Regions from separate parts of the Mus musculus genome. Here all the other regions are linked to region 1. A link is a loop called in an ENCODE intact Hi-C map of the cell type or tissue named here. Cell type or tissue: left cerebral cortex. All regions are shown on one strand.

Region 1 (5,000 bases):
AAGCAGAATGCATACATAGAAACAAGCACTTATCTAGGACTAATTGGCTATTCTGGGTCTTTTGTTGATCCATATCAAATTGAGGATTTTCTTTCTATTTATGTGAAGAATGAAATAAGGAAGTTGATTGTGATTTCATTAAATCAGTAAATTGTTTTAGTAGGTAGGTCTTTTTTTCACAATGTTAATTCTACCAAGCTATAAGCTTGGGATGTCTTCAAATTCTAGAATGTTTCTTAATCTCTTTCTTCACACATTTAAAGTTTTCATAGTAGAGGTTTTTGTTTTTTTATTTTTTCCTCTTTGGTTTTGTATATTCTAAATATTTTGAGAAACTGGGAAGAGGAGCACATCCATGACCTCTCTCCCAGCAGGCTTGTTACTTTTATGTATTAAGACTGGTAAATTTTGTAAGTCAATTATGTATCATAACACTTTGCTGAGATTATTAATAATTTCTACAATTTTTCTAGTCAAATTTTTGGAATATTGGATATAAGATAATATAATCTTCAATTGAAAATAATTTGACTTAATATTTTTCCATTTGTATCCCTTCTCTTGCCTTATTGCTCCAGCTAATGCTTCAATCATGTTATTGATAAGCAGTAGAGACAGTGGGCACTCCTCTCCCATTCCCGATTTTAATGGCGCTTATTAATGGTTTCATTCATTTAGGATGATATTGGCTATGTGTTTGTCATTTATAACTTTTATTGGAATATGTTTCCTACAGTCCTACTTGTTCTAGAGCTTTTATTAAGAATGCATGTTGAATTTTATCAAAGACTTTTTGTTTTTTTGTGCTCCCATTGAGATGATCATATGATTCTTGTATTTTTTGTCCACGTATTTGGTTTTTTACATTTATTTCTTATATATGTTAAAAATAAAATAAAAAAGAAAAACAAAACAAGAGCAACAACAACAAGTCAAGGACATTCTCAGCTTCATATCCTGTTTGAAGACAGCCTGACTTTCATGAAACTGTGTCACCAAAATAAATACATAAGTAAACCAAAAAAAAGATGAGGTGTTAGGAGGAAGACACCTGATGTCAGCCTCTGCTATGCGCACATGCACACAGGACTGGAGAGGCCATTTTTTCCTTTATATGAGGGGTAGGCTAGCCATCGGTCTATCCACCTCCCTAATGCTGCTTCACTATATGAACAGCTCCAGGATAGGCTGCTGCTTCCTTTAGTTTTCAGAGTGGAAAAAGCGAGTTTGCTCGGTGCTGCCAATCACTTCCTCACACAGAGGTACCCTAACCCACTCCTTCAATTTCCTGTCACTCTTTCAGTCCATCCCCCAACACTGGTTACAGAGCTAAAGTCAATCGGTAATACTATGAGTGTCTTTTTACTTTGCATAACCTCATTGCTATTAAACACAAAGACAGAGTAAAATGCAAATAAAATCACCAACTTCTAAAGATCGCTGAACTGTAAGTAGCACTTGGCAACGCCTCAGAACAGTATGTAGCACAGAGTAAACACTCAGCAATGTTATATCATCCAATAGCTGCAAACTGAGCAGATAAGTAAATACTTCATTTTCATAAATCTTGCTATCTAGAAATATATTTCTAAACGTGATCCCTCTGAGATGACGAAAACCCATAGCAATAACAGATCATCTCTATCAGACGAGCTACAAAACTAGCTAATAACTTCCTATAAAGTATCAGTTTTTATTAAAATAATTTTACAATAAAGGAAATAGAAAAATATCCTCTAAAGCTATTTTAACTCAGGAGTCTAAGATGGTCCACGGGAGATCACAGCCCACAGCACAGCACAGCCCAGCACAGCACACAGCACAACACAGCACAGCACAGCACAGCACAGCCAAGCACAGCACACAGCACACAGCACAACACAGCACAACACAGCACAGCCCAGCACAACACAGCACAGCACAGCACACAGCACAACACAGCACAGCACAGCAAAGCACAATCTTGTCCTCTCCTTTTGAATCCTAGTCCTCTCTTTTTTAGACTTCTGGTTCCTTAAGAATTGTCTAATCTGAGGAGCTCTGAGTCCATGTTCACCGGCACATGTTCTCAATCCACTAGCTCACTGGACTTCCTTCTGTAGTCTTATTAAGCTGAGCTACACAGTCCTGCCTCTGCCAGCAGATGTCGCCATCTCACAGAAACTAAAAAACTCCAAACACGCTTCTTTCTTAAAAGGCCAGAGAGAATAAACATTCCAGGCTTATGAGCTAACTTGTCTCTGTCACAACTACTCAATGCCACCGTAGTACGAAAGCAGCCACATACGACCTATGAACAGTAGGTTCTAACAAAGCTTTAATTATAAAGTAAAACTAAACACCATTTCTAAAAACACAACTGGCTATATGGAATGGACCCTAGTTAAGACTGATACTGTCCAACAGGAACATAATATAAGCAATATATTTAATTTAAAATTTTAAGTAGTCATACCAAAAAATTAAAGGGACGACTTACTTTCCATGTTTTAGTTACATGTAGCCAGAGCCGAGGCTGCAGCTCAGTAGTATAGTTCTTGCCTACAACACTGAAGGCCTCAGTTTGATCTCCAACACCACAAAAATAAAGAAGGAAATATAACAAAAGCACTGACATTGCAGTGTGTAACGCCCAGCATCTATTTATAGCATACCTCAAAACAGATGCTAAATCTTTATGAGAAACACTCCATCTCTATTTAGACTGTGTATAATTTATAGCTGAAAGAGTAGATTTACACACCAGAAGTATTCCAATAGTCTTAGGAGTTTTATAATTGGATATCAGTTTTCAAATTTACTAAATTAATTAAAATTTCAGCCTAGGGATTAGAAAAATAGCCCAGTCAGTGAAGTACCTGCTGGCTCAAGCACAAGAACCAGAGTTTCCATCCCCAGGAGCTGGCAGGGACTGACAGGCAGTATGGTCCTTAACCCCAGCAAAGGGGAGGCAGGGACAGATGGATCCATGGAGTTTAGTGGCCAGCCTGCCTAGTCAAATCTATAAGCTTCAGGTTCAGTAAGAATAAAGGCAGGACGTGATAAGGAAAGACAAACATGTGTAGCACATGGGTACACAGCACTAATGTGAAGACATACATACAAAAATATACACACATTCAGCCTACCAATGTAGTGATCGCTTATAAGCACCACCTGTCAATAAAAAAGCCTATGGCCAATGAGCTGAGGCAGGAAATAGGAGGCGGGACACTGGCAGGAAGACAGAGGATTCTGGAAAATAGAGAGGCATGGGAAATTTGAGAGCCAGATGCTGAGGAAGAAGCAGGTGGGACTGGAGGAGAGCTAACTAACCAGCAGGTAGATGAACTCAGGATAGAATTAAAAGGAAATTCGCCCTGGACTTGGGTGCATGAAGCTGAGGAGAGGTAACTAACCATGAGGAAGACATAGAATAGTTAGAATGGGTTAAATAAGTTACGAGCTAGTCAGGGGAATGAGCCAAAGCTTGTGGCCTAGGCATTAATTAATAAATAATTAGTCTCAGAGTTGTCATCCCAGGAGGAGGGGCTGGAAAAAGGGACTTACATTATCACACACTAGGTGCACTGTCACATTTCAAGGCACACGTGGGCAGTGCAGGCAAGCAGAATAGAAAGTGATTGGTCTCTGTCTTAGTCAGGGTTTCTATTCCTGCACAAACATCATGACCAAGAAGCAAGTTGGGGAGGAAAGGGTTTATTCAGCTTAAACTTCCACGTTGCTGTTCATCACCAAAGGAAGTCAGGACTGGAACTCAAGCAGGTCAGGGAGCAGGAGCTGATGCAGAGCCATGGAGGGATGGTCTTTACTGGCTTGCCTCTCCTGGCTTGCTCAGCCTGCTCTCTTATAGAACCAAGACTACCAGCCCAGAGATGGCACCACCCACAAGGGGCCTTTCCCCTTGATCACTAATTGAGAAAATGCCTTACAGCTGGATCTCGTGGAGGCATTTCCTCAACTGAAGCTCCTTTCTCTGTGATAACTCCAGCTGTGTCAAGTAGACACAAAGCCAGCCAGTACAGTCTCCAAGATGGAGAAATGAAGGGAGCTGGTTTTCTAGCCTTCACTCTCTTAACAAGTGATCATATGGAATGACAATGGCCAGTCTTTCCATCTCTATTTTCTAGGCTGTTTGCATCTTGATCTCTTAATACCCAGGGGGATTGTCTTAGATGTTTTGTTTTTTAAACTTTACCCCTTGTGTAAAATGTATGCATACCCTTAAGTACTGACTGACATTAAGCCTTAAGTACTGGCCCATCTGAAGAGTAGGACTAGCTGATTCCACTCTGAATTCCCATTGTAATCTAGTTTGATTGCTATGCACTGTACATGGGTGGAAACATCACACTGTACCCCATAAATGTGTACAATTCCATGTTAATTTAACAGTGAAATTCATAGTGTAGACTTTTCAACTTCATTTTGAACTGTTTAATGCTATATGCCTTTAAAAGATAATATTCTCAAAACTTGTTTTAAAATATTTCCTGAATCACTACACTTAATTTTCAGCAAGGTTAACCATGAAAGCATACAACATTTGGATACAATCAGTGTCAACCATTGGCAGGTTTTTTGTCCTATATCCTAACTATAGTTCAACAAGTTTATTCTTTAACTAGAATATATACACACAAGTTAATTTTAAAATAGTTATGATTTGGGGCTGGAGAGATGGTTCAGCAGTTAAGAGCATTGGCTGCTCTTCCAGAGGTCTTGAGTTCAATTCCCAGCAACCGCATGGTGGCTCACAACCATCTGTAATGGGATCTGATGCCCTCTTCTGGTGTGTCTGAAGACAGCTACAGTATACACATATAAATAAATCTTTAAAAATAATTATGATTGAAATCCCCGATATGCATGTAAAAAGTTCAGCACAGTGGTCCATGTCTGTATTCCCAGAGCTGGAGAAGCAGGGACAGACAGACCCTAGCGTCCTGGCCAACCACTCTAGCAGAACTGGTGAGCTTCAGTTCAGGTTCAGTAAAAAG
Region 2 (5,000 bases), 380 kb after region 1:
CAACCTGCTGTGGGTTTCTGTGGCCCTTTGACATATGGCCAGGCGATTGTTTTCATGGCTGTTTAATGGTTTGTGAAGCAATTGCTGGAGAAAACATCTCTACAACAAGCCAGGCCAGAGGGGCAAAAGGATTTGTGGGCCAATGTTATCTTTGCTGAGCACTAGGCCGTTCCTATTCTTTCCTCTCTGTGGCCAGCAGTGACAGATGGCTTCCACCTGGACTGCCCCACTCTTCAGCCAAACCAGAGCAGAGTCATCCATCAGCTTCCCTCTTCGCCCCCTAGAGGGCAGCCTGTGCTGTGTGAGGGGGCAGGGTTGCAGCTTTTGCTTAGCACTCATTGCTTTCCTGTAGCTGCTGCAGTGTGGCTAAGCACTATCAATTCCTACTCCAGATGTTACAGCCCCGATGTCCATATGTTTCGAGGTGGGATCAGCAGGTTTACATGGTAATGCTAAACTAATTAATCATAAACTGATGCTTTAGCAGCTCTAGGACCCAAAGTGGGCTTGGGATTACAAAGATATTAGTGCTACACAGGGTCTCATTAAGCGGCAGAGAGAGGCGAGGCTGGCCAAGCTTTGGTACGGTCTCTATTTTCTTACCAAGACTGGACGTTATTATGAGAAAATCTTCAAATAGCTTCCTATAGCTCTCTTTGACTGTGACAAAATAGAAATATAAGTTGCAGGGTGCAAGAAAAAAGGTAGAAATAAGATAGGGGTTTAAGCCGGGTGTGGTGGCACACGCCGTTAATCCCAGCACTCGGGAGGCAGAGGCAGACAGATTTCTGAGTTCGAGGCCAACTGGTCTACAAAGTGAGTTCTAGGACAGCCAGGGCTACACAGAGAAACCCTGTCTCGGGTTTAGCAGAGCAGGGACCTTTGTTCTCTTGTGACTGTGAACTCATCACTCAACTGATTTAATGAACATTAAGCAAACCTAAGTGAAGTCAAGGTGTTTCTACGTTCTGCTTTTATTTTCTAAGTATAAAATGACATTGTTACATGAAGTTAGCTTCTGAAAAACTAATAAAGTGTGTTTCCATCCCTTATAACAGTAGCCATTAAAACCTGCCTGTTTCATTATTTGCAAATTGACTCTACTTTTCTTGGAAAAAATAAAATAAAATGAAAGCTTCACTGAAGCCAAAAAGGTGGGAAAATATGAGAAGTTTTAATGCTGACTGTATACAGCCTAGCCAGATAAATAATTTAAATAAACTTAATTTTAATTAAAAAGGTCAAAATTTATTAAAATAAAAATTATCCCACAGCTACCCAAAGTATTCAAAGTGGAAAAGAAACTTCAAATAATTTTTGCTCCTCAATAAGAATGGGGGCTGGAGTGTGACTCAGTTGCTCAGTGGCCTCTCATGTGCAGAGGCATGGGCTCACTCCGAAGTGCTGATAACAAAAGAATGAGCTGGATAAAAATAGAGGCTGAGCATGAATCCCACCAGCTCTGTAGCCCACGGAGAGGTGATATTTTGGCTATTAACTGGTTAGAAAGAGAATCTCCTCTATTATAGTTAAGGACACAATTATTCCTGATAATTAATGCATGTGTTCTCTAATTAGGAATATGTTTTAAACCATCTTTTATATGCCTAAGAGAATTAGCAGAACAGATTCCTAAGAGCTACCAGCCATCCTGTGTAGCTGCTACAGAACTTCAGCTAGTAGCTGGAGTTGGCCCTTGGCCAGTCATTGGCCTGGGTTCCCCATGAAGCTTCGAATCTGGAGTCAAGGGCTCTAAAAGGATTGAGTCTCAGTGGTATTCAGGCCTCACTCTTGTGATGATTGGGCAGACAGGCCACGACTTTTCATCCATATGTGACCATGGAAATGCCATGGTTCCATTAACTGGTATGGGATTAAGAGCCATGCCTGGGACTTGTTTTCTACAGAGATGCAACATCTTTGATGACTTTCTGCTACCTCTGGAGTCAAAGTCATACCATCCCTAGAACATAAAATGAAGACCCCATGCTTAGCCTAGGGAGGAAGGTCCTTCCCTGCCTGGCAGTCCTGTCAGAGAGAAGCAGAAGAGTCTTTGTCCCCTTGGGTGAGGACAAGACAGCCCAACTGTGGCTGCTGTGGCTGTGACAAGCTCATGCCAAGCAGTAGAGCTGTCTCAAGAAGTCTGGTTCAAGCCTGCTGGGTGTCTGTGTCTCCACCTTAAGGAATGGAAGCACACTGCATCGGAAAACTGTTTCTTACACAGTGTTGCTAGAAGGGTGTGACTTCTCAGGTCTCTCTGGGTCAGGGAAAACCTTGTAGATAACTCAGAGCTTCAGTCACTTCACTCCTCCTAGGGCTCAGGTATCTGCCAGGAAAAGGTATCGTGAGCGGGGGAGGGGCTGGCAGCTGTACAGCTGGAACGCATGTGTCAGGCCCTACGGAAAGTGCATCTTCCAGGAATAGTAGGGGACACTGTACTGTGCTCTCTGTGAACCAGGATGGGACTTTGACCGCTCATGGTGCCTCAGGTTGTGAACGCTGACATACTTTTTATTGTGCTTTTTACTACTACTTTGATTTGGTTTGTACAGGTTGGGGGATAATGCCAGTCTGCTGCAACTGGATGAGGGAAAGGATAACGCTGTTTGTCACATTGACAGTTATCAGGCAACTGACTGGATGCCTTGTGTTACTTCCGGTCCACACAGTGTCTGATCAGAGTGAAGCCTCTGACCACAGGGCTATGACGGTTGTCCCAGTTCTTAGAAGAAAAGTGAATGGGAGTCAAATGATGCAGACTCCTGGCAATGATCACCTTGGCAACCAGCCCCCGACACAGAGCTTAAGGTTGCTAAAATCATAGCTTGTTTCTCCTAGAGCTGCTGTCTCCTTCACAAAAGGAACCTAATTCATAAAAATTTGCTCGTGCCTTTTATGGAAAGCTATCAGTGCCTTTGTCAGTAAGCATCTTTATGTGTTTTCATAGCCACTTGGAATGTTCAAAGTGAGAGCTCTTTCTGGAGGGCTGAAAGCTCAAGACTCTGCCATGTTGTTCTCAGGAAAAGGGCTGCTTCGTTGATTTCAGCAGTCATGGCAGATGACAGGGTCATGGGAGAAGAGGCTGTCTAGCCTGTAATCTCCAACTAGTGACTTTGAGAGGAAACAAGCAAATGGCAAATTCCATAGGTAACGAAAGGGGGCAGGGTGCAATAGAGAAGGTTCAAGAGTCAGCAAGATCTTGCCGGACTTAGTTATTTTTCCTTCTTGTGACCAAATGACAAGGAGGATGGTAGATGATACAACAGACCATGAAGCAACTCTACTGTGTTCTATAGAGTAGATTGTCGTTGTAGCTCACACTCTACTACACTTTAAAAACTAATGATAACCACAGAAAGAATAATAGTAGTGCTGAGTGTATATGGAGAATTTAATAAATCCATGCTGAAGGATGTTAGAAGATACTCATCAGCATGGTTAGCACAGCCTAAAATTCCAGCACTTAGTGGGTAGAAGCAGGAGGGTCAGGAGTTCAAAGTCACCTTCACCTAAACAGTGAGTCTGAGGTCAGTATGTGCACAAAGACATACCTCATGCCAGCTATCAGCCAAGTTATTAACTTCTGGTTTGTCTGAGAAGCTCTGCTGAGGGAGAGGGTGTGAAGAGGGCAGGATTATTGGTCATGCAGAACATGAAGAACTCAGGAGATCCGGCTCCAGACTTGGTGTTCATACAGCGGGCAGTGAAGAGCCAAGCTGTGGCCTGTGGACAGCAAGGCTGAGCTACGAATTTCCTGGGTAGACAGCGCTGTTGTCCTTGCCTCCTTGGCACGGCTGACCCAGAACTAAGAGCTCTGAGATCACCTAGTTCAGCTCCCTTATTTTGCAAGTGAGGAAACTGAGGCACAGAGGCATCATGACAGCATAAATGAGTGTCCTTGCTGGGGGCAGAACTCACATATTTCCTTCTGGTCCAGTGACAGTAATGCCTGACTAATAGACAGCTGTGCAGAAGCACTTGTGGAGGGGAGACAGTGGAGGCAATGGCCGTAGCAGATTTAAAAGGCCAAAGGAGCCATGATCACCTTTTAGCCGGCTGTATCCTAGAGTGAGCTTGACTCTCACAGGCTCTTCAAAAGAGATAGGACCATCACACAAAAGAACGGCAGGAGAGGCCGAGCACAGGCCCAGCAATGCTGTCTGTCTCCAATGATGAACACCTTGTTTGTTTATCCACTTAGAGTATTTTACCTCACTCTGCTTTTCCAGCTTTTAGAGTTTCTCCTTGACCCTCCTCATTTCACATCTGGTTTGTGGCTGTCTGTGTATTCAGGGTTGTTTCAGAACCTGTCTGCCCATTTCCCCTCAGGTTCTAGGTTAAGAATATGAACAAAGTGATGAACTTGACAGTGTAACTTGCCTTGGTGTCTGTCGTTCAGCATGGGAACTGTAGGGAAGAACATGAGCAAACACACACACAAGTCAGTTACCCATCGTCCCTCTGATGTGGGACATGGCCTCAGCCTTTGCTGTGATGCAGAACTGCTTGTTAGTTTTAGGAGGACAGCTCCCTGTCCACTGCTAAGGAAACATAAGACCATTTTCTGTGAGATTAGCATCCAGAATATGATGCTAAGCTCTGGCCTTTTTTGTTTGATTTTTTTTTTGTGTGTGTGTTCCTCTGTGATCACAGGTTTAGGGTAGAGGGGACCATGGAGAGCTGCCAGCATCCCCATCCCCTCAGAGTCGGGAAGACCCTTCCCACCACCTCTGTTAGTGGCTCTAACACCTCACTCTGTATCCTCAGTGACTTGCTTCTATCTCTGTGGAAGAGCGCTTCTTAATCTTCCTATTGCTGACCTTTAATACATCTAATACCTTTAATACATTACCACATACTGTGGTGACCCCCAACCATAAAATTACTTCTATCACTACTTCATAACTGCAATTTAACTGCTATTATGAATTATAATATAAATATCTAGTTTTTCAGTGGACTTGGGTGACCCCTATGAAAGGGTCGTTCAATACCCAGAA
Region 3 (5,000 bases), 400 kb after region 1:
AAACCCGAAAGTAAGGCTGAGCAACCCCACTGCTGAGTCTTGGTTGCCTGCATGACATCCAGTCTGTCATTTCTGCCTGGGGGTTGTCTGAACTCACAGGTATGAGGGTCGGTGTGATGAACGTAGTCTTCGGTCTCTTAACTCCCAGCCTTGCATGAGCCTGTCCTTGTTTTTGGGTACAGACTACGCAAGTTATTTCCCTGCTCCAGCCCGGTGTGCAAGTTTGTGCCTGTAATCCTAGCATTTATGATGCCGAATTTAAGGCCATCTTAAGCTGCATATTGAGTCCAAGGCCAGCTTGAGCTATGTGAGGTTTGATCTCAAAAAAGAAACAGAATCTTGATAACATACTCGCCATTGAATCGCATCATCATTTAAAACCTGTGTGTCTCATTAATTCCCATCTATTCAAGAACAGAAATTAGGATTTCTTTCTTTCTTTGTTCTTTACAGCTTTTAGGTCTGTCTACGTTAGCTGGTGTTCTCTTTATGCTTGATAAATTGACCAGGAATTATCAGAAGACCCCTTCCACTTGCTTTGGTCAAGTGACTACTTAGCCCTCCCTCACCCATGCAGTAGGTGTTTTATTGGTGAGTAGCTGGAGCCAGCCAACAGGACTGTAATAGAATAGCTTTAAGTTCTTGGTGTTTATGGCCCAGGCTAAGGGCACAGGGACAACAAAACCTCAATGCTCAGGAATGCCATGATGCTCACTGGTTCTTCAGCGAGTTCTGGTCTCTTCCACGGGCCCAGAACTGAACTAAATACTGGTGAGATACCAGGTTAGTTAATTAGAAAGATACAAGAAAATATAAAGTGCAGGTCTACCAGAGCATGCCCATCAACATGCAGGGTGACTGAGTATTACTGCAACGCTTTCAGGCAAAGGAGTGAGGAGGCATCAGCATCAGTGTCTTAAAGGAAGAGAGAGTTCTTTGAATCCTACATATAGTCTGGACCCAAGATAGCTAAGCACACTGGGATCCAGAGACGTTTTCTCAGAAACCTGCACAGGAGGCTCGTGTGCAACCATCATCAGCCTGGGGAAAGCAGAAGGGAAGACACCAGAGCACTGGCTCAGTGGTCAGCAAATCATGTTCCTCAGCACGTCTGATCTCTGCGACCAGCAGAACACGGACAAATCGCTGCATCCCATGATGCTTCTGGGGTTTTCCCCCCACTTCTAAAACAATAGCACCTTCCTCATGACACAGAATCAAATACAGTAGCTGCCTATCACATGACCACATTCTCTGTCCATGGTCCTTGGGTGCCCCCTGGTGCTTGTGTTGTTGGGAACTCCTCAACATCCTCTCTGTATGTTGGCTGATAAAGGACTCCATTACATTCAGTGACTAAATCTCAAAGCTCAACACAGCCAGCAATCAACATAGCTAACCAGTACCCTCAGAGCTCCCAGGGACTAAACCATCAACCAAAGAGCACACATGGTGGGACTCATGGCTCCAGCTGCATATGCAGCAGAGGATTGCCTAGTCGGACATCAATGGGGGAGAGGCCCTTTGTCCTATGAAGGCTCTATCCCCCAGTGTGGGGGAATGCCAGGGTCAGGAAGCAGGAGTGGGTGGGTTGGTGAGTGGGGGGAGCAGGGAGAGGGGGTAGGGGAAGGGTATTTTTTGGAGGGGAAACCAGGAAAGGGGATAATGTTTGAGATGTAAATAAAGAAAATATCCAATAAAAATTAAAATAAATAAATAAAACAAAACCATAGCCAGTCAAACTGACTATACAGTTGAGGGAATTGAGTCCCATCAGTGTCAAGAGACTTGGTCATAACCACACAGCTAGGTGATGGTAATGCCAGGAGCAGAAAGTAGGTAGTCTAGTCCACACTCCAGTTGTCTTAGAAAAAGGCCCAAGAGAGACACAAGAAGATAGAAAATAAGACAGGGAAGACAGAATGATGCATATTACACACAGGGGAAGATAGACCACATACAAAGAATGACAGGCAGTGAGCAAAGAAAGGGGGAGCGGACTTAAAGAGGAAAGCCATTAAGGCAGGTGTAGCTGCAGAGGGAGGAACAATGGTGCAAAATGCAGACAGAAGAAAGAGCCAGTCTCCTAACGGGATGATGGAGGGCGGGCCAAGCTCCGCCTGTCTGCCATCTTGCCCCAGTGCTATTTCTGGAGTTAGATCTTACCCTGGTAGGAATATTTTGCCCTTTTAGGCTTGAAATCATTGTGAAGGAGAGATGTGTAAGCCAAAGATGTCAGTGGGAGAGATTCCATTTAAACACTTGCTTCTAGAAGTTTCCTTCCCTTGGTCCCCACAGGCGTGTTCTCAGCTTTCTTTCTCACTGCTGGGTGTGGGAATGTTGGAAATTTGGCTTACAGGTAAAACTGGAATTTGGATTCATTAACCGAAGAAAGAGAAGGTTGCCTGCTATTCAGTCAGTGTGGAGGTTTTTTCAGGGTTTTTTTTTCCCCTCAGCTTAGCATAGAACAGCATTGAGCAACAGCCATAAAAGAAGTCCCTGTCAGCATCAGGCATAAAAGCAGTCCTATCAGCATCAGCCAGTCTCCACCTTATGCCTTTTATGGTCCTGTAACTCCTCTGGCTTCCTGTGTGTGCAAAAGCCCACATAGACCTCATATGGTTGGGAAGAGCAGGGAGTAACTACTAACTAGACATCTATTTGTTGTGAGAAGTAAATTGCTTGTGTGTTTTCTTAGTCAGAGGAACTGTTTTCAGAGTAACCCAGCAGGTCAACTTGTTCTGCCTCCCTTTCTTCCTTGCCTGTTTTTTGTTTTGTTTAATGGCCCTACAGTGTTTTTTGGACTGTCTAGTTATGCTGGTAGTTTGAAGCCCCTGCTCCTGAGAAGACATATGCACCATAGGGCTTTCTGGTTCCAGGCAGAAAGCAAAAGAATGAACTGGTGTAGTCCAGCGTAGAGCTCCCTCTGGTGGTGGGGTGAGAGTCACACTGGTTCTTGGTGCATAGGCAGAGAGCTTGGAGCAGTGTTCTTAGGAAGGTCAGAGTGCAAAGCACTAAGCCATATACAGGCAGAGCAGAGAGAGGAAGTCTGGCTGTGTGCCCACTGCAGGCTGGAAGATGGGTGTGTTCATGGGGAGGTGGCACCTTTGAGGCTCCCATGCCTCCCCTTAAAAAGAACATCTTGTTTTTAAACAGTCTGCTCCTGTAAGCTAACAGAGGAGTGGCATCAAGATTTGGCTTGCATGGTGGCAATGTTCTGAGCTGATGAAGAGTACTGTTAGAACCAGACTTCCTGAGCTGCACAGCAATCTTCCTGCATTAATTTTCCTGGTGCCTCATGTGGAAAATTATAGATTTTACTCTGTTTATTTTGTTTGCCAAAAAAATGCCTGAAAGAGAATTGTGAGTATTTTTTTAATTACAGATAATCAGTCATTCATTAACTGTAGTGACTATAGCTCCCTAATCAGACTAAGTGAGTTTAGCCATTAAATAATCCAATTAGCAATATTATGTAGTAAAAGGTGTGCATTGTGGGTTGCCTTGAAAATGATTAGCAACAGCAACAAAAGGTGACCAAAACACGATGAGGCTGGAAACTAACTTTTCCTACACAGGGAAAGATTAAAGTCTAAGAGCGAAAGACTCATGCACCTTGTGCACACAATCAGATCTTAGAATACACATATGAAGAGTTGTCAGATTAGAAATGGACCAATCTTATGATAAGAACATTGGGAAGACAGTCAAACATCAAAGAAAAGATTAGAAGGTACATTGTTCAGAGCTCAGGATTCGCCATCTGTATGAGGAAATATGATTGGACATCTAGTCCCTTCACTTGCTTTTTCCTATTTAATCTCCCAACACCATGAGGTAGGTGGCAGTTTGGTCTCCATCCTTCTGAGAAGGAAATTGAGGCAGAGATAGGTTAAGTCAACTCACTTCTAATCCAACTCCTGATGGCAGATTAGCATCAAACCCAGGTCTACCTGACATTGGAGCTCATGCCATTAGCTTACACTGCAGCACCATGGGGGAGAGTGAGAATAAGACACACCCCAGCTTTAGGGGTTTTTCATTTAGTGTGGAACATCACTGATCGAAAGAGCCCTGGGAGAGATTTTTCCTATGTTGGGTTCCTACTGGCAGCCTAAGACTGATCCTCAAACTGTGTCACAAGAACAGTCACACTTACTCCCTGCAACCTTTCCTTGTGCCCCATCATTTAAGAACTCCTCTCTACACCTCCTTACACATGATACAAGTTACTCTAGGACACCAGCTCCCAGTTCCCATTTTTCACAGCCTGTGATGTTAACTCAGCCTTGCTGGTTCCGTCCTTTGTAGCATATATTTGAATAAAACTCACTTGCCTGTGGCAGTAATTAGCACTTTAAATTTCTCACTTAAATTTTTAATGGTGATAATCCACTCATTCAGACATTTTCAAGTATAAAACACAAGAATTCTTTAGGCAGAACGAAATCCCAGCCAGAGTACCAGGAGGCTTAGCTGAGTGTGCCAAGGGAAGGAGGGAAGGAGGGCAGAATAGCTCTCTGATTGGAGGGAAGATAGGGACACACACACACACACACACACACACACCTGTCTCTATGTGCTTTCACTTTATTGGGCATGCTCCACCCTTCTCCCCTAGGAAGAGGGAGGCAATGGGTGCCGCTTCTCTCTGCATTTTCTTGGATGCCGCAGGTCAGAGGCTAGTTGCTTCCATGTTCATATACTTCTTCCTGGGATTTTCGTGTTCCTCTTGTACCTTCTTCCTCTGGATCCCATTTCCATCCTACATCCACCTGCCCTCTACACCCTCTTTCTGTGTGCCTTGCTTCTTGTTCCCATCGCAACTATCTCCCATGGTGTTGCTGTGTGTGCATGTGTGTTTGAGTGTGTGTATGTGTATGCACACATGTGTATGTTTTTGAGTGTATGTGCATGCATGCAAGGGTGCGAGTTTGTGTTTTTGAATGTGTGTGCATGCTTGTGTGTGTGAGTGTGTGTGATAGTGTGTGTGTGAGTGT
Region 4 (5,000 bases), 570 kb after region 1:
GAACCTCTGTCTCCCACCCTTTGCCAAAAAGAGCAGCGTGCCCTGGCTTGAGTTCCCTCCAGAGGCTGAGAGAGAAGGCAGAGCTGCACCTGCTTCAGAGATGGCTCCATCTTTATCACATCTGTGTCATTAGTCCCTGCTCATCTGTGCCATTAAGACAGGTCTGGGGTCCAACCAAGGCCTAGTGCCACATGCCCCTCCTCTCACCCTGAGGGAGCCCCCTTTGAAAACCTGAAGCCCAGCCTCTCTGCAAGGCTCTACCACAGTGGCACCCACGGTAGACGTGCTCTCTCTTATTTGCCAGTTCTGGGCTCCATCTGGACACTCCTTTCCTCACTGATGAGATAGGAGATATTCCAAAGCTGTCGCCCCTGGCCATTCCTGACTAAGTTTCCTCTGCCTCCCAGATGCTGAAAGGAGGCCCAGAGCATCCCCAAAGGTGCAGTTCCAAACTCTCCCTCCCGCCATTCCCACAGGTTCTGGTTTTCCCCAAAGATATAAGAGAATCTGTTCTCCTCCTGAGAACTACCGCAGGGAACTCTCAGCTGCAGCCTGGGGTTCCCAGAGCCTGGGATTTCCATCACCAAATCCTCCATCCCTGACTTCTCTTTCCGTCCAGAACATGTTTCAAGCCAAGCTGGTCCACTCTAGCCACTGTACTCCAAAATCCAGAGGAAGCAGCACAGGAAGAAATGAATAATAAAATTTTAAATATGTTTAAATCAAAATTTCTCTTCCCTCCCTGAAATGACCTGTCTGTTCTCAATCCCTGTTTGATATAATTGGCTCATATTTAAAAGTGAATAAAATCCCCATCCCTGGTTCTTGAAGGGTGTATATACTCTTGACTTTTCCCATTGCCATAGTTGCTAAGTCTTAAGTCTAGCTTGAGTGTTCTGCTGGGAGCTACATCTTACTTTTCTTCTGTAATACCTCACCACCATCACCATCATGGTCACTGCCAGCCATGGTTGTCAGAAGGAAAGGAGGCAAAATCCTATGTTCTCAGCCCTGACTGCTCAACACCACTGGGCTATTTAGCAGGACCAGGTACAGGCTGGCCTGGAGGGGACATCACATGCAGCCTCAGAGGCTCAACCAGCCTTGCCATTCAGGTACCTCCAGCTGCTCCCTCCTTTAACAAACATCCCCCTATTAATTTGGCCTTCATATTCAAGTGTGGCATATTCAGTGTGGGACTGAATCCTGGAGAGAAACCATGTCCACACCTCTAACATTTCGCAGATGATACAGCCAATCTGTAATAGAACTTGAGTCAGATCCAGAGCTGCTGAGCTCCAACCCAGATTCTCAATCACCATGTTGTCTTGAAGGTTCTTAGCCTGACCAATTCCCATAGCCATCACAACTGACAGATACATCGCATGTGGGATAGAAACGCTGACTTATTTTATGGCAAGAAAAGCTCAAAGTGACAAAAATTGTAAGGAAACAGTAAGAACCGCTTAGCTCTTAGTAAATGATGTGCATAAAGACATGTATGCACACACAGGCATGCATACACACACACACACAGCTACAGTTCTTTTTAATGATAATAAACCATGGAACTATAAGATACTCCATTGTTAAAACAGTACCATAGAAGAGGGGAAATTGATAAAGTTAATAATCTACTATAAAACTCGACATAATGGTGCACACCTTTAATCCCAGCTCTTGGGAAGCAGAAACAAGTGGATCTCTGTGAGTTCGAGGTTTGGTCTACATAGTGAGTTTCAGGACAGCCAAAGTCTAGGGCTATAGAGAGAGACCCTGTCTTAAACAAAACAAAAACAAAAATCTACCGTAAAAATACTTCAATAGCTAAGCCAGAAAATAATTTTATAGTATGCATACATGCACAAATCACCTAAAATGTCTTTAAAAGTTACAGTCTGAGGAAGTTCCAGAAGTAGTTCAGGATGTCCAACAAAGAATGTAAGACATATGATATAGGAACCATGAGCTCCAGGAGCAAAGAGGAATAGAGAACTATCTCAGTTGGAATATTGACCATCATTAAGTCCAGGGGAAGAAATGACCAGGACATAGCCCAGGCATCATCCAGAAACCCAGTAGAGAACATATTTGGAGAGGCAAAAGCCAAACAAGTTGGGCGTATGGGGAGATCCAGAAGTCCAGGCCTAGGGGCCGCACGTACGTGGCCGGATGGTCTGAGACGAGTAGACACAGTAGCCCAGAAAGAAGTGCCTGCAGAAAGGCTTTGGTTGACAGTGAGGACTAAGGTTAGCATGGGGCTGGCCAACAGACGGAAGAAAGAGTTTTAGTCATTTACAGCACTGCCAGATCGGTTATAACTATCTCAACTAGTTTGTCCAAATGTATTTTGAGATCTGGGTGGGCAGGTGGTTAACCCAGGATAAGCCATAAGGGGACATGCAGGAAGAAGGAAGAAGAAGAGGAGGAGGAAGAGAAGGAAGAAGAGGAAGAGGAAAATGGGAGAAGGAGGAGGAGAAGGAATAGGAGAAAAAGGAGGAGAAGAAGAGGAGGAGGAGGGGGAGGAGGGGGGGAGGAAGAGGAACAAAAGCAGCAGCAGCAACAACAACAACCACCACCTTGGTGCACAGTGTTTTGGACGGGCATACAGGCAAGAACCAGGAATCCTGGATCACACTTGCTAAGGTTACAATCAGACCCCACAACTTGCTCTGGTCTCTGGTTGCTCATTTCCTAATGAGGAATTCCTTCCCAAGAAACAGTAAACACCTGGTACCCACCAGCTGTGATGCACAATGGCTTCCTTGTGGTTTCTGCCTGAACTAGAAGTGTACTTCAGCTGGGCAGGAGGACTCTCTTGAGAGCCTGCCATCTGCTAAGCAAGTTGGTGGTTTCCTTTTCTAACTCCTAGCCGTTGCTGCTCTCTAGTGGCCAACAGTGCCTGCCAAGTCGGTCCAAATAGTAAGGACAGGAGGGGAAGGTGGAGCTGCACTTTATAGGCACAGAGACTAGGGAGCAGTAGCCAAGGGTATCTAGAGGGTGTGTGACTGTACATGCAGAATGGAGCAGGAGGGGAGATGGGGTGATCAGAAAGGGTCATCTTGTGAGCCACAGCTGAACATCTGAGGCTTGATCGTAGTCTGCACCGTGAAAACAATCACTTCCGGTCTTTGGCCTGCTTTCCTCCGATGTTCAGCTCTCTAGTGTCCTATGACAGCAGACCTTTTGCAGGGCTGCCTGGAGGCATTCAGAGAAACTCACAGCTTTTGTCCTTCTCTTTAATCTCATGTTTCCCCCAGCCATGTCTGCTGCCTCCTCCGAAGGTCAGCTGGAGTTCTCTTTCTGATGATGCAGGAAATTGCCTCCCATGGGCACAATTAGAGTCATGGTGTAGACAGCCTTGGTCAAACTCAAGACTTACTGGGATGGCCTCTCTCTTGGTGGGATTGTCGCCTCCATGGGTAAAGACCTGCTTAGCCCTCCTGGGCATATCTCTGTTGATAACTTGTGTGGGCTCTCCAGAGGCAAAGAAGTGGGAAAGAAATGAAGAGTAGCTGCCACTACCCTTAACACTCTACTAAATTCAACATCAACTCTCTGTTCTCTGAAGCCTGGGGAGGGGCAGAGATAAAGAACAGACAGTGGGTGCATAGAAAAATAATACATTTTTTAAAGATAGAGAATAAATCAGGGAGTGGTGTCACATGCCTTTAATTCCAGCACTAGGGAGGCAGAGGCAGGTGGATTTCTGAGTTTGAGGCCAGCCTGGTCTACAGAGTGAGTTCGGGGGCAGCCAGGGATACACAGAAAGAAACCCCGTGTCAAAAAACAAACAAAAAATGTTTTTATTGAACACTTGTGGCTGAAGGACATAGGACATGTGAGACTGCCGCTTTGAAGATGCCTGTAGAAAGCTCTATTCTGGTCAGGAGCAGGATTCCTCCTTGGAATTTTGGAGGAGTTTGCCATTCTCTTTGTTTCACTGTAGCTTTTGAAATCTGCTGTTGCCAAGGACTGTTACTGTTGTGTCTCACCTGACTCCTCCTCCTCTGCCCTCAGAGGGCTTCAGGGTGGCCTTTTGTAAAATATTTCCTAGTGCCATGCTCCAGGATGGGGTTTTAATTCTTCCTATCAGCCTCTTGAAACATCGGGTCAAGAACCACACTGTAGTGTGTCCTGCTCATATGTATCTACCTGTTTTAGCCTCTGTTAGGCTTCTCTGAAGCTGAGGATACGTGTGCATGCATGAGGTACACCAGATGTTGGTACAAGGAGCAGGACTGTTGTCTGTCAGGTGTCATCGTGATGTGCTTTGGTGGAGAGACTCTCAATGTCAGTATTCAAGTGTCTCTAAGTCCTCTGGCTTCTTCAGTAAACAATGGTCAAATCTATCCAAATGTTTCTATTGTCAGATCTATCCAAATGTTTCTGTTTGGCTGCCAGTGCTCTGGGGGCTGGAGGAACACAGTGGTGGCCACTTTCCTACTTCTGTATGTAGACCTGCATTGAATTTCAACTTTCCAGAGCAGGATGGACAAGATAGAGGGCAGGTTTAAGGGTCTCTACAGACTTTTAACCCATCCACCTGCCTTACCTCCACGTATACACATATCCACATATATGCATGTGCACACATATACATAGACACAGTATATGCTGCCTGGTGCTTCTACTTCCTAAGCCTGTCAGGGGGCTATGCAAAGCTAACTGATTGGCAGGCACCTTATCTCCTCTCTCTGTTCTACTAAGTCATATGGTTCTGTTATGTCTACTGTCTGTCATTCAGAAAGTAAAGCATAATGAAAACAGGTTGGCCTCTCCTGTACATGTCCACCTACATGATCTCCTATTCTCTTTGTTCTTAAAGGTTACAACTCACCCTTAAGTAATTTTTGTCAAGTTTACAGTTTAGTAGAATTATAGACAAACCAAAAAAGGTGAGATGATTTAAAAGGGGAAGGGTCCTAGGGCAAACGGACTATAGGGCCTAGGACACAGTAGTGGAAACAGACAGGCAGCCAGTGGGAGCACTCCGTGTT

The links. A loop is a pair of places that touch in the nucleus more often than their neighbours do. Peaks named below come from ENCODE experiments on the same cell type or tissue, not always from the same donor. Only the 100,000 strongest peaks of a DNase experiment are listed, where the experiment ranks them.
Region 2: a loop joins it to region 1, with 2.3 times the contacts of the local background. A loop is called at or near these places in 13 of 42 quality-filtered maps.
Region 3: it touches region 1 in a loop (5-fold over the local background); 13 of 42 quality-filtered maps call a loop at or near these places.
Region 4: it touches region 1 in a loop (4-fold over the local background); 3 of 42 quality-filtered maps call a loop at or near these places.

What each region holds. Positions count from the first base shown.
Region 1 is chr16:34,697,513-34,702,512 of GRCm38, reverse strand. All of the region lies in intron 5 of Ccdc14 (coiled-coil domain containing 14), which reads right to left. Among named protein-coding and RNA genes, the nearest start is that of Gm35150, 9.3 kb to the right of the region's middle. In left cerebral cortex, a CTCF peak has its summit at 2,144 (motif pointing right); a DNase peak (open chromatin) is centred at 2,148.
Region 2 is chr16:34,318,005-34,323,004 of GRCm38, reverse strand. All of the region lies in intron 6 of Kalrn (kalirin, RhoGEF kinase), which reads left to right. Among named protein-coding and RNA genes, the nearest start is that of Kalrn, 190 kb to the left of the region's middle. In left cerebral cortex, CTCF peaks have their summits at 269 and 2,177; DNase peaks (open chromatin) are centred at 266, 2,296 and 2,776; H3K27ac peaks cover 581 bases.
Region 3 is chr16:34,300,247-34,305,246 of GRCm38, reverse strand. The region is part of intron 9 of Kalrn (kalirin, RhoGEF kinase); the gene reads left to right. Among named protein-coding and RNA genes, the nearest start is that of Gm41448, 180 kb to the right of the region's middle. In left cerebral cortex, CTCF peaks have their summits at 1,273 (motif pointing left) and 2,939 (motif pointing left); DNase peaks (open chromatin) are centred at 1,242 and 2,945; H3K27ac peaks cover 238 bases.
Region 4 is chr16:34,123,623-34,128,622 of GRCm38, reverse strand. The region is part of intron 33 of Kalrn (kalirin, RhoGEF kinase); the gene reads left to right. The region is part of intron 1 of Gm41448 (a long non-coding RNA gene); the gene reads right to left. Among named protein-coding and RNA genes, the nearest start is that of Gm41448, 6.0 kb to the right of the region's middle. In left cerebral cortex, a CTCF peak has its summit at 2,886 (motif pointing left); a DNase peak (open chromatin) is centred at 2,860; H3K27ac peaks cover 1,740 bases.